Regions from separate parts of the Homo sapiens genome. Here region 2 is linked to region 1. A link is a contact called in ENCODE Hi-C data. All regions are on one chromosome and are shown on one strand. The core of a region is the stretch at or near the end of the contact, and the rest is flanking DNA. Distances in the headings are between cores, read along the strand shown.

Region 1 (4,653 bases), core at 1,135-3,634:
TCGTGTCTTAAAGGGCATAAAACACCAACTGGCTACCCCAACAGTCCTGTGGGTGGTCATGGAACTTACTAGCAGTAGGGACTGGTATTTGATGGGTAAAATGGCTTCTTTCTCACAAGTGTCTCATACTGAACCATAGGAAGCATTTTTGACAGAGTATAAGGCTATCCATATAAGAACTGAGGATCTTTTCCTTTAGCATTTGATTGAGTAGCTCCTTCCCTCCCTCTTTATTTCCTTCAGATCCTCTCCACATTCTGCAGGGTTTGAGGAGGTAGTGTGTGGGAGGGGGGCCAGATAATAACAAGAAGGTGAGTCGAGAGTGGTGAGGTTGTGTAGGTGAGTGAAGGGACTCCCTGAGGCACAATATCCCTCTTTGTCACTCCCCCAAGCAGCAGGAAGCACAGAGATCATCCAGCTCACCAACAGGAGCGAGCAAGAAAGAGTTCCAACATTGGTGGGAGTGTTCCCACTGCCACCCTGGCCCCTGAACAGGGATACGTGGCTGGAATTCACAGGAAGTAACTGTGACAAGGCAAAGTCTGTTTCAGTACCGGCCCTGCTCCCAGCTACTTGGTGCACTGTGAACAATAGCCGTACTACCATGAGGGCATATTCCTAATGCCTTTCTTAGAGTCCCAGCCTCAGATAGGCATGGTCCCCTGTGAGGCAGGAACACAGCTTCCTGACAAATGAGCAGGAGTGACCCTTATTCTTGGCTTCTGTCTGAAATGGAAAGACAGATGTTCCACACTGCTGAAGTCTGGACAGCACCTCTGAAGCCCTGGAGATGGTCTCTTCCATTCCTCTGGTGATGTCCACCTACTCCTCAAATGTAGCATCAAGGAACTTCAGCTGCTTCCTTGGCTCAACTGGATTCCAATTTTATCCTTCCCTTTAGTCCCTCAGAAATAAGCAGCGTAGGAATAATTCCCTTCCTGGGGATATCAGCTCATTCCTCTAGTTTATTTGCTGCCCCTTAAAGGAGTACCTTAACCTGGGGTACCTGTGATTATTGACCCTAGAATGGGTCCATCATAGATTCTGGGACAGCAGGTGTCTCCTGGGATTGTCCCAGGCAAACCAGGACATAAAGTCACCTTACCTAGGTGGGTAATAGCCACCTAACTGACTTGTAAGAGTGAAATGAATATACCCCCAAGTACAGTGAGTGGTCTAATCAGGGGTTTGATTTAGTGAATTGCCGCTAATGACACTGGTCCTTTGGTGTTTCAAGCCTCTGCACCCTATTTGGGCCTCCCTTCTACTTATGCCTTTCTTCTTTTCTCTATTCCTTTACCTTTTGTCGTTGGCGTGTTACCGTCTTCATTTCTGCCACTAGACCTATGCCCCCTGACTGCCTGGGATTAACAGAGGCTTTTACAACTCTGCTTACCCTCTTTTTCTTGATTCTAGGGCTGGTACGAGCCAAGCCCATTATTCTAGGTCCTAATCTGTTTGGTGGAGTTGTTACTCCACTTCTCTGACCTTGCGCGTAGGGCCTGGGCACTCCTAGGAATTAGGGGCAGGGTGGGGTTAGGGCTGAAACCCATTTGCTCCGACACTCCTGTTTTATGTTCTATTAACTTTATTCCTCAGGGGAATACTTCCCTTTGCAGCCTTCTGTATTTCACCCTTGGGTTCATGTACAAGGATCTCACAATTATCAGTGGAAACATACCCTGAAATCTTCAGGCTAGAGGCAGTCACTTTCAGGACCACAGAAGTCCCTGCCTGGTGGCTGCTTGCCTCCAGAAAGGAGAGCAGGAGTGACTGCCACATTGTCATGGCGGGAGCGCGTGGGGGCCGGTGTCTGTGAAGCCGGGGAAGAGTGGGGTCCTGTGGAATATGAGCAGGGCAGGAAGCCCCAGCCTGAGCCTGTGGTGTGTTTGGGGCCGAATATTGTCCCCCCCCCGCCCCCGCCCACGAAAAAAACTCCTGCGCTCCCAGAAGGTGAGAGTACCGAGATTAGTCATGCAGGGCCGCTGAGTGTGACTTCCAGCCCTCCAGCGTCTCGTGTCCCGCCCGTGTCGGAGCCCATGGCTTTTTAGGACAGGAAGCGCTGCGGGGTAGTGCGGGCAGGCAGGCACGTCACACCGGACAGCGTCGAGATTGCTGCTTTCGGTTCCCCAGCGGGTGGTGAGGCAGAAAGTGCAGGGCGGAATGAGGAGCCCCAGCACCTCAGAGCTGTCGGGCAGTGGCGGGGAAGCAAAGCACAGGAGCGCTGTGGTGCCAGCGGCCGGGCTAGGGACGACTGGCGGGTTTGCGCTGGACCCGACCCCGAGGGCGGGCGCAAGGGGGCGGGCGCTGCCGTACTCAGGCCGCGGGGCCAGGGCGGGCCGGCCGGCGGGGCATTTAAACCCCGCTGACAGCCAGTCCAGCCCGGGACACGCGCCCAGCTCTGTAGCCTCCTCCGTCGACTCAGCCTTAGGTACCGGTCAGGCAAAATGCGGTCCTCCCTGGCTCCGGGAGTCTGGTTCTTCCGGGCCTTCTCCAGGGACAGCTGGTGAGCGGGGCAGGGGAGGGAGGCGTGCCGGGACCTCCTGGGCTCGGGGCTTGCAGGGGCCGCGGGGGGCCTCGGAGATCACCCCAGATCGGCCCCGGCGTCGCCGCGTGGCCAGGGGTGCTGGGGGGACTTGGTCCCGAGCTCCTCCAGCGGCGCCCGCCTCGGAGGTTGATAACCCTCCCTGCCCAACTCCGCCCGCGCTCCCCCAGACCCCGCGACGCTGGCTCGGTGACACTGGGGAAGAACAGGCTGCCAGGGAGGGTCTCCATCGTTTCCCGTTTCCATCCTCCCCTCCTAACACACATCCGGGGCGCCTTCAGAGCGCCTTTCTGTCGTTGGGCAGCTGGGGAACCTGGGCTCGAAGGCTGGGGAACCGAGGCCAGGGGATGGTAGAGGAAAGGGGTTGCCACTGGGGTTTGTGAGTGTCCCTCTTGGTCTCCTTTAGCCCTCGAACACCAAGGCCAGAACTCAGTGGTCCTGGGAGCTCGTCTCGAGGCCTTTCAGCACCTGGAAAGGGCACAGCTCTCAGAGCAGAGCAGGGCAGCCCCTCGGCAGTGGGAGAAGGGCTTCACAGAGGTTCTCTTCCTGACCGCAGGGACCACATGTTGGGCTGCAAGGTGGGGTGGAGGGGTTTCAGCCACTCTTCCTTAGAGGCGGTCAACCATTGGAGCAGTCCGTTTGGTCTGCACAGTTTTTAAAATATTGTGTTAGTTGCCATTATTTACAAATCATAAAATTTAACAAAAATAGCTAGATTCCAGACTTCTCTTGAACAATAGACGACGTGGACCGGGCATGGTGGTTCATGCTTGTAATCCCACCACTTTGGGAGGCCAAGATGGGAGAATTACATGAGGCCAGGAGTTCGAGACCAGCCTGGCCAACATCGTGAGACCACCCCTCCATTCCCCCCTCACACCCCTCCCTGTCTCTAGAAGTAAAAAAAGGAAAGAAAAGAAAAATGGATGATGTAGCAATACTGGGCCTAAATTTCCAAATTAAATGAATAGGATTGAGGAGTCCCCTTTAGATAGGGCAGGTGCTATTAAAGTGGCCAATTTGTCCTGGTTTTGAAACAGTCTTTTGTCGGCAACCCTCTCAATCCTGGGCAAAATGAGACAATTGGCTACCCTACACACTTTTTAATTGTTGAGAGCTCTCATCAATTCTAACCTTCTTCACTCGTTTAGATTATTTACCTAGTCTTTTTTGAGTTGGAGACTGTTAAAAGATATTTTTCAGAAAAAGATTAAAATCCTGACTCTCACAAAGACATAAGAATGAACCCATGTTAAAGATTTTCTTTTACTCATAATAAAGGAGGCAGAAGATGTTATAATCGGTTCAAAAGAGAATCTAGAGAGGGGGATTGGGGAATTATTGTTTAATGGGTATGGAGTTTCAGTTTGGGAACATGAAAAAGTTCTGGAAATGGATGATGGTGATGGTTGAGAGACAATGTGAACATACTTAATGCCACCTAAATGTAGACTAAAAATGGTTAGAATGGCAAAATTTATGTTATGTATATTTTACCACAATTTTAAAAAGAGAATCTAAAGAACATATTCATTTATAGGTTAGGAATATTGAGACCAAATTGGTCTTCTACAGGTTGTGAGGGAAGACTACTGAAATTATCTTCATAGGTATATTTTGCATGGCTTCTCAGTTACCTACCACTTCAAAGAATTTTAAAATAGCTCAAGGTCAATTAAAAGCTGGAATCTGATAACCTGGCGGACTATGTGCTAGACAAGGCATAGTTTTCCACGGAAATACATTGTTTTTCTACAGTCTCTCCTGTTTTGATTTTTAAGAAAATTCTTAGAAGGATTATTCTTGATCACAAAATAAAGCTGATCTCATTGGATTTGACTTGATTGTGGCTGCAAGTGTGTTAGTTTACCATATACCCCTTGTTAAGTTAATAAACTTAGCTGGAAGTTTTCATAAGGAATCCTAGATTAGATTTTTTAAAGCCTTTAATTATTTATTGTCCTGACATTAGTAAGCCGAGTCAAGAAACTGTCTTCACCAGGTTTTACCTACTGTACTGATGTATTTGGGCAAATTCCTCTTCTCAGGGTCCCCATAATATCCTAAAGTTTCTGGGCTAGCCAGAGAGTGACCTTCCTTTTGGCTTG
Region 2 (4,418 bases), core at 1,633-4,132, 100 kb after region 1:
CAGTGTGTGGCATTTTGTTGTGGCAGCTTGAGCAAACTAATACAGACAGGTCTTAAATTTTTATTCATATTGTGACATTGGCAGAATTCAGTTGGGCCATTGATCACCCACATTGGAAGATTGGAGGAGGCAGCCTGGGCTGGTGTGGGCTGCTTATACCACAGACAAAGTGCAGGTAGAGTGAGAAGAGGGCCCAGAACCAAACAGAAACTCCAAAATTTAGGAGTGATAACTAGGATTTGTAGAAACTTCTATTTGGTTATAATGTCAGTGTGTTGATGGCTTATGCAATACAACATGTACATTCCTCTCCATTCTCTTCTTCATCCTCAGAGGGATGATGGGGAAGAAATTGTAGAGTATCTGTAGTGAATTCTTAATTTCTACTCTATCCTTTCTCTACTCATTGACAGAGCCAAAACTGAGATGTGGAACTCATGGAATTTGACATATTGACAACTCATTTCTTCATTAAGTATTTACTAGCTTGTGTCTTCTGTTGATTCCTGTATTATTGCTACTTAATGTTTTACATATTGGCGCTTTGTCTTCTTCAACAAATGAATGCTTCTTGAGGACAGGAGCCATAACCTGAGCCTCTTTGCTTCTGCTCTTTATTCTTAGTGCTAGCACACAGCAGAGCTTCTGGTGGGTGCAGGGAAAATATTTGCCTTCAGTGATTATAAAAACGATGGTTATATTTTGGATAATCATTTTTTAAGCTCTTGCAAATGACAAAAATAGTCAAAGCAAGATATATTTACTTAAAACTACGATGTGCAGTTTAAAGCACCAAAAAGGTATTAGTGAAAATCATAGTATTTGAAGACTCCAAAAATTAATAGCTCATGGCAATGGATCTCCCATATCAGGAAAGTGTTGGGCATTGATCTAGATTTCAGAAAACGAGGGGTGTGACAGGTGTAAATCAGTGATCCAAGGCTGTTGCCTGCGGTCCTATTTATGGCTCACTGACACCTCTCTGATGGGGTGAATTCAGCCTGATTTTCCCCTCTGACTCTGCAGGCTGCAGCAACTCACTGGGAGCCATGGGAAAGAGAGAAACTCCTCCCTCCAGGGGTCCTGGGCAGAGACAAATGGATCTCCCCTCCCCCTCCCTTATCTGAAGAGGGCTTCCCTCTGAGAGTTTATGGCAGCCTGACCTCCAGCCTCTGGGTTGGAGAATCTGGCCGCTTCTGTACCACATAAAAAGGGCAAGTGCATTCATTATTATTATATTATTATACAATGTATAATATATAATAGCGATTATGCTGTCAGCAGCCAGAGACTCTGACTGCAGATCAGAGGCTAGGGTGACATAAATCCACCTAGTGAAGTTTTTGAAGGTTCTATGTGAAGGTGAGAGGATTCTAATCTGTCTATAATGGGGGCTACCACTGAAGAGTTTCTCCCACAAGCAACGTTGGTGGGTGGATTTGAGGGTATTGGGAGGATCTGGACAAACAGTAGTGTGTGTATCTGGGATGTGATATAAGAAGGGTCTCAATTGCCTCCCCTGAGCCAGGCAATGCTAACAGCTCTCATCCTTGCCCATGACGGAGGCGGGTGAGTGGCGACCCAGAGGCCTGAGAAGAGCTCAGGGGCAGCCTTCAACTTCTTGGGTCAGATTCTTTACTGAAAACCCAGAGGCTGGGTTTCACTTTCTGCTTTCCCGCTTTTGTCGGTGTCTTTGTCTGGGCTTCTTCCAGGCCCCCTGCCTGGCCTGGGGTCAGAGGATCAATGGCTGCCTGACTGGCTGAAAGGGCTCCTCTATGGGGAGCAAGAAGCAAACTTCCAGAGGCAGAAGGGGTTCTCTTGTCCCTTTATGCGGAGGGCCATGTGCTAAGTTGAGGAAGCAAGCAAGTGTGCTCCTGTGTGTGGCTCTTAGTAGGACTGTGATCTCTGCTGAGTGAATGGAGGCGCTTGTGGGTCTACACATGCCTGCTTTTGTCTTCCACTGTAGAGGGCATGTAAGGAGCCCATTTCCTCCCTGATGTAGATGAAGCCACCCCAGCAGGCCCAGGCTGAAACAGCCCAGCTGGTCTTTCCCTTTATATGACTGCACCCCAGCCCCCAGAACTCTGGGAACTCACTGAGTTTCTTGAGGACTTTTTATTAGAATGAAAATAGCAGTGGCTTAGAACAGGCTTGCCTGACATTTGCAAAGAAGTGCTTTACTGACAAAGCCTATCCACTCTTTCCTCTCTCCCTCTGCCCCACCTTGAACCAGACACCCCGGGAAGCCCACAGCAGAAAAAGCTCTTGAGACCAGGAATAACTAACCAGAGTGTCATCTGAACACCTTTTCTGGGGCCAGGGTAATGAGAATTATTCAAATGCAATCATAAAAATGAGGCCAGCCAGGCAGGAAAAGGGGGAGGGGGAGTGCTGGTGGAAGGAAGGATTTCTTGCCCGTTTTAAGTTTCATCATTTCTGGGGAGTTCTCTTGGGGTCCACAGAAAATCTCACCTCATCTCGGTCCCCTCAGCACCGGTGATATCTTGGAACTCGGCCCCGGTTGTTCGCTAAGGAGGACTTGGCTTGGGGGCGGGAGGGTGCTCCAGAGTTCCTGGGGGTCCACCGCACTCCCCATCCGAGGCTCCTCGCGAGCGGAGCCGCTTCTCCAGGCCGCCCGCCTCCCTGCCGCAGGAGCAGGCCCGCGCCCGCCGCCCGAGAGCCTCCGGTAGAGGGAGACACTCCAGCGGCTCCTCCGACTTGGCAGCGGCCGGGCCGGGAGTGGGTGGGGGTGATGGGGGGTGGGGAGAAAAGGGGGAGTGGGGAGAGGGGAGGTGTGTGAAGGGGGGGTCCGGGGGGCGGGTCCCTGTGCCGCTGACGTCCCGAGCAGTGCTGGGAAGTATAGGCTGTGTTGTCACGCCGGTGTCAGTCTGATGAAGATTGGCATCAGGTAAGCTGTCATTCATTTCCATGTCAGAGACGCTTTTGCAGGCGGCGGCGGCGGCGCGGCGGCGGCTGCTGCTGCGGGCGGCTGCCTCAGAGCGCGTGTGTTTTATTCCAGTCCCCAAGCCAGAGTATTATTCATTGCGACAGGGCAAGGAGGAGAGAGGGAGAGAGGGAGGCAGCAGGGAGGAGAGAGAGGGAGGCAGCAGGGAGGAGGGAGGCAGGGAGCAGCGAGGGACGGCGGGAGCGTGCAGAGAGAAGCTGGGGAAGCGCCGGGAGAGCGCGGAGCGGAGCAGCGCGAGGGGCGGCGAGGCCGGGCACGGAGGCTGCGAGAGCCCCGCGGGCCGCCCGCTCCCCTGCCCGGCCAGCGCTCAGCCCCGCCGCCGCCGCCGCCGCCGCCTCGCCGCGCTTGGGCCCGTGGCCGGCCGCGCATTGTCCTCGGGTGCAAGGAGCCGGGCTGCGGACTCGAATCGCCGCGGGCCCAACCCCGTAGCGGGCGGGCGGGGAGCTGTGCGCCAGGAGCGCCAGGGGACCCGAGAATAGGAACAGGCACGCCGGCCCGAGCCCGGGTGCAGAAGGCTCCCGGCCGGGCGCTCCGCGGGGAGAGGCTGGGAACCGCGGGCAGGCTCCAGGTTCTCTTTCTCCCGGCTTCGGGCGTCCTTGGGGCCGGCGCTTACTCCGCGCCACCAGCCTGGAGATGCTTTCCAGCGGCTGGAGGCGGGAGCGGTCCCAGGCTGGGGCCAGGTGACCGGAGGAGTCGAGGAGCCGCGGCCGCGGCCTGGGGAGGCAGGGCGAATGAGGGTTTGCAGACGGATCAGTGGAGACAGGGGAACACCGGCGGGGCCCGGGAAGCCAGGATCCGAGGGGCTACACGCACGGACCCTCACCCAGGGAGGAGCGAGAATGTGTAGGGTCACCGGCTTTCCATGATTGCTGGGGATCTTTGGTGAGGCGGGCGTAGGGGCCCGCGCGAGGCTTGGGAATCGGGAGCCCTTCTGGCTCGAGAACTAGGGGATGAGTTCGTAAAAGAGGGAACTGAAAGCGATCGAGAGCGGAGAGCTGAGGGGGATGGCGCAGGATCCCGAATCTGCCGCTCAAAGTTTGCATTTCTTTCGGGTTAGGAGACGGGCTTTCCTGGCTCCCGATCCCCAGGAAGAAACGAGCGAAATGGGCCGTCCTTTCCCGGGGCTCTTCACGGGGGAGCCGGGGGTTTCCGCGCGGTGGGGAGACTCGGGTTGGGAATTGAGGGGTAGGGGCTTGTGGATCGGCCTGAATTAGGGCTGGGTTTTAGGACCAGTCTAGAGTTCGGTTTATAGGATCCAGACTGTTTACGGAATCGGGATCGAGGGGCCGATAAGTAGTTTACACGCCGGCCAGAGCAGAGGGCTGGAGGTCGGAGTTGGGGGCTGGAGGAACGGGTGGCGTTTTTAGGATTCAGTAACAGGATCACAGCTTTTTCTTGTGGTGGAAGCTATTGGAATTTGGGGAGGGTAGCACGAGGGGTCCTGCAGCTCCGC

Evidence for each region. Hi-C counts contacts between places; a loop is a spot of excess contacts on that map. Pooled maps may share reads with other maps.
Region 2: a loop to region 1 is called in a map of endothelial cell of umbilical vein, with 7 times the contacts of the local background. The contact joins the promoter of PKNOX2 here to the promoter of SLC37A2 in region 1. A Hi-C loop is called at or near these places in 1 of 168 maps with a recorded cell type or tissue (endothelial cell of umbilical vein), 1 of 37 single-sample maps with no recorded cell type and 6 of 50 pooled maps.

What each region holds. Positions count from the first base shown.
Region 1 is chr11:125,060,921-125,065,573 of GRCh38, forward strand. It overlaps SLC37A2 (solute carrier family 37 member 2), which reads left to right and starts at 2,385. Exons shown (of 18, transcript NM_001145290.2): 1 at 2,385-2,506. The coding sequence starts at 2,448. RefSeq lists silencers at 2,194-2,383, 2,594-2,673.
Region 2 is chr11:125,161,869-125,166,286 of GRCh38, forward strand. It overlaps PKNOX2 (PBX/knotted 1 homeobox 2), which reads left to right and starts at 2,883. Exons shown (of 13, transcript NM_001382323.2): 1 at 2,883-2,908. PKNOX2-DT (PKNOX2 divergent transcript) reads right to left here and starts at 2,741. Exons shown (of 3, transcript NR_125759.1): 1 at 2,473-2,741. RefSeq lists a silencer at 2,596-2,745.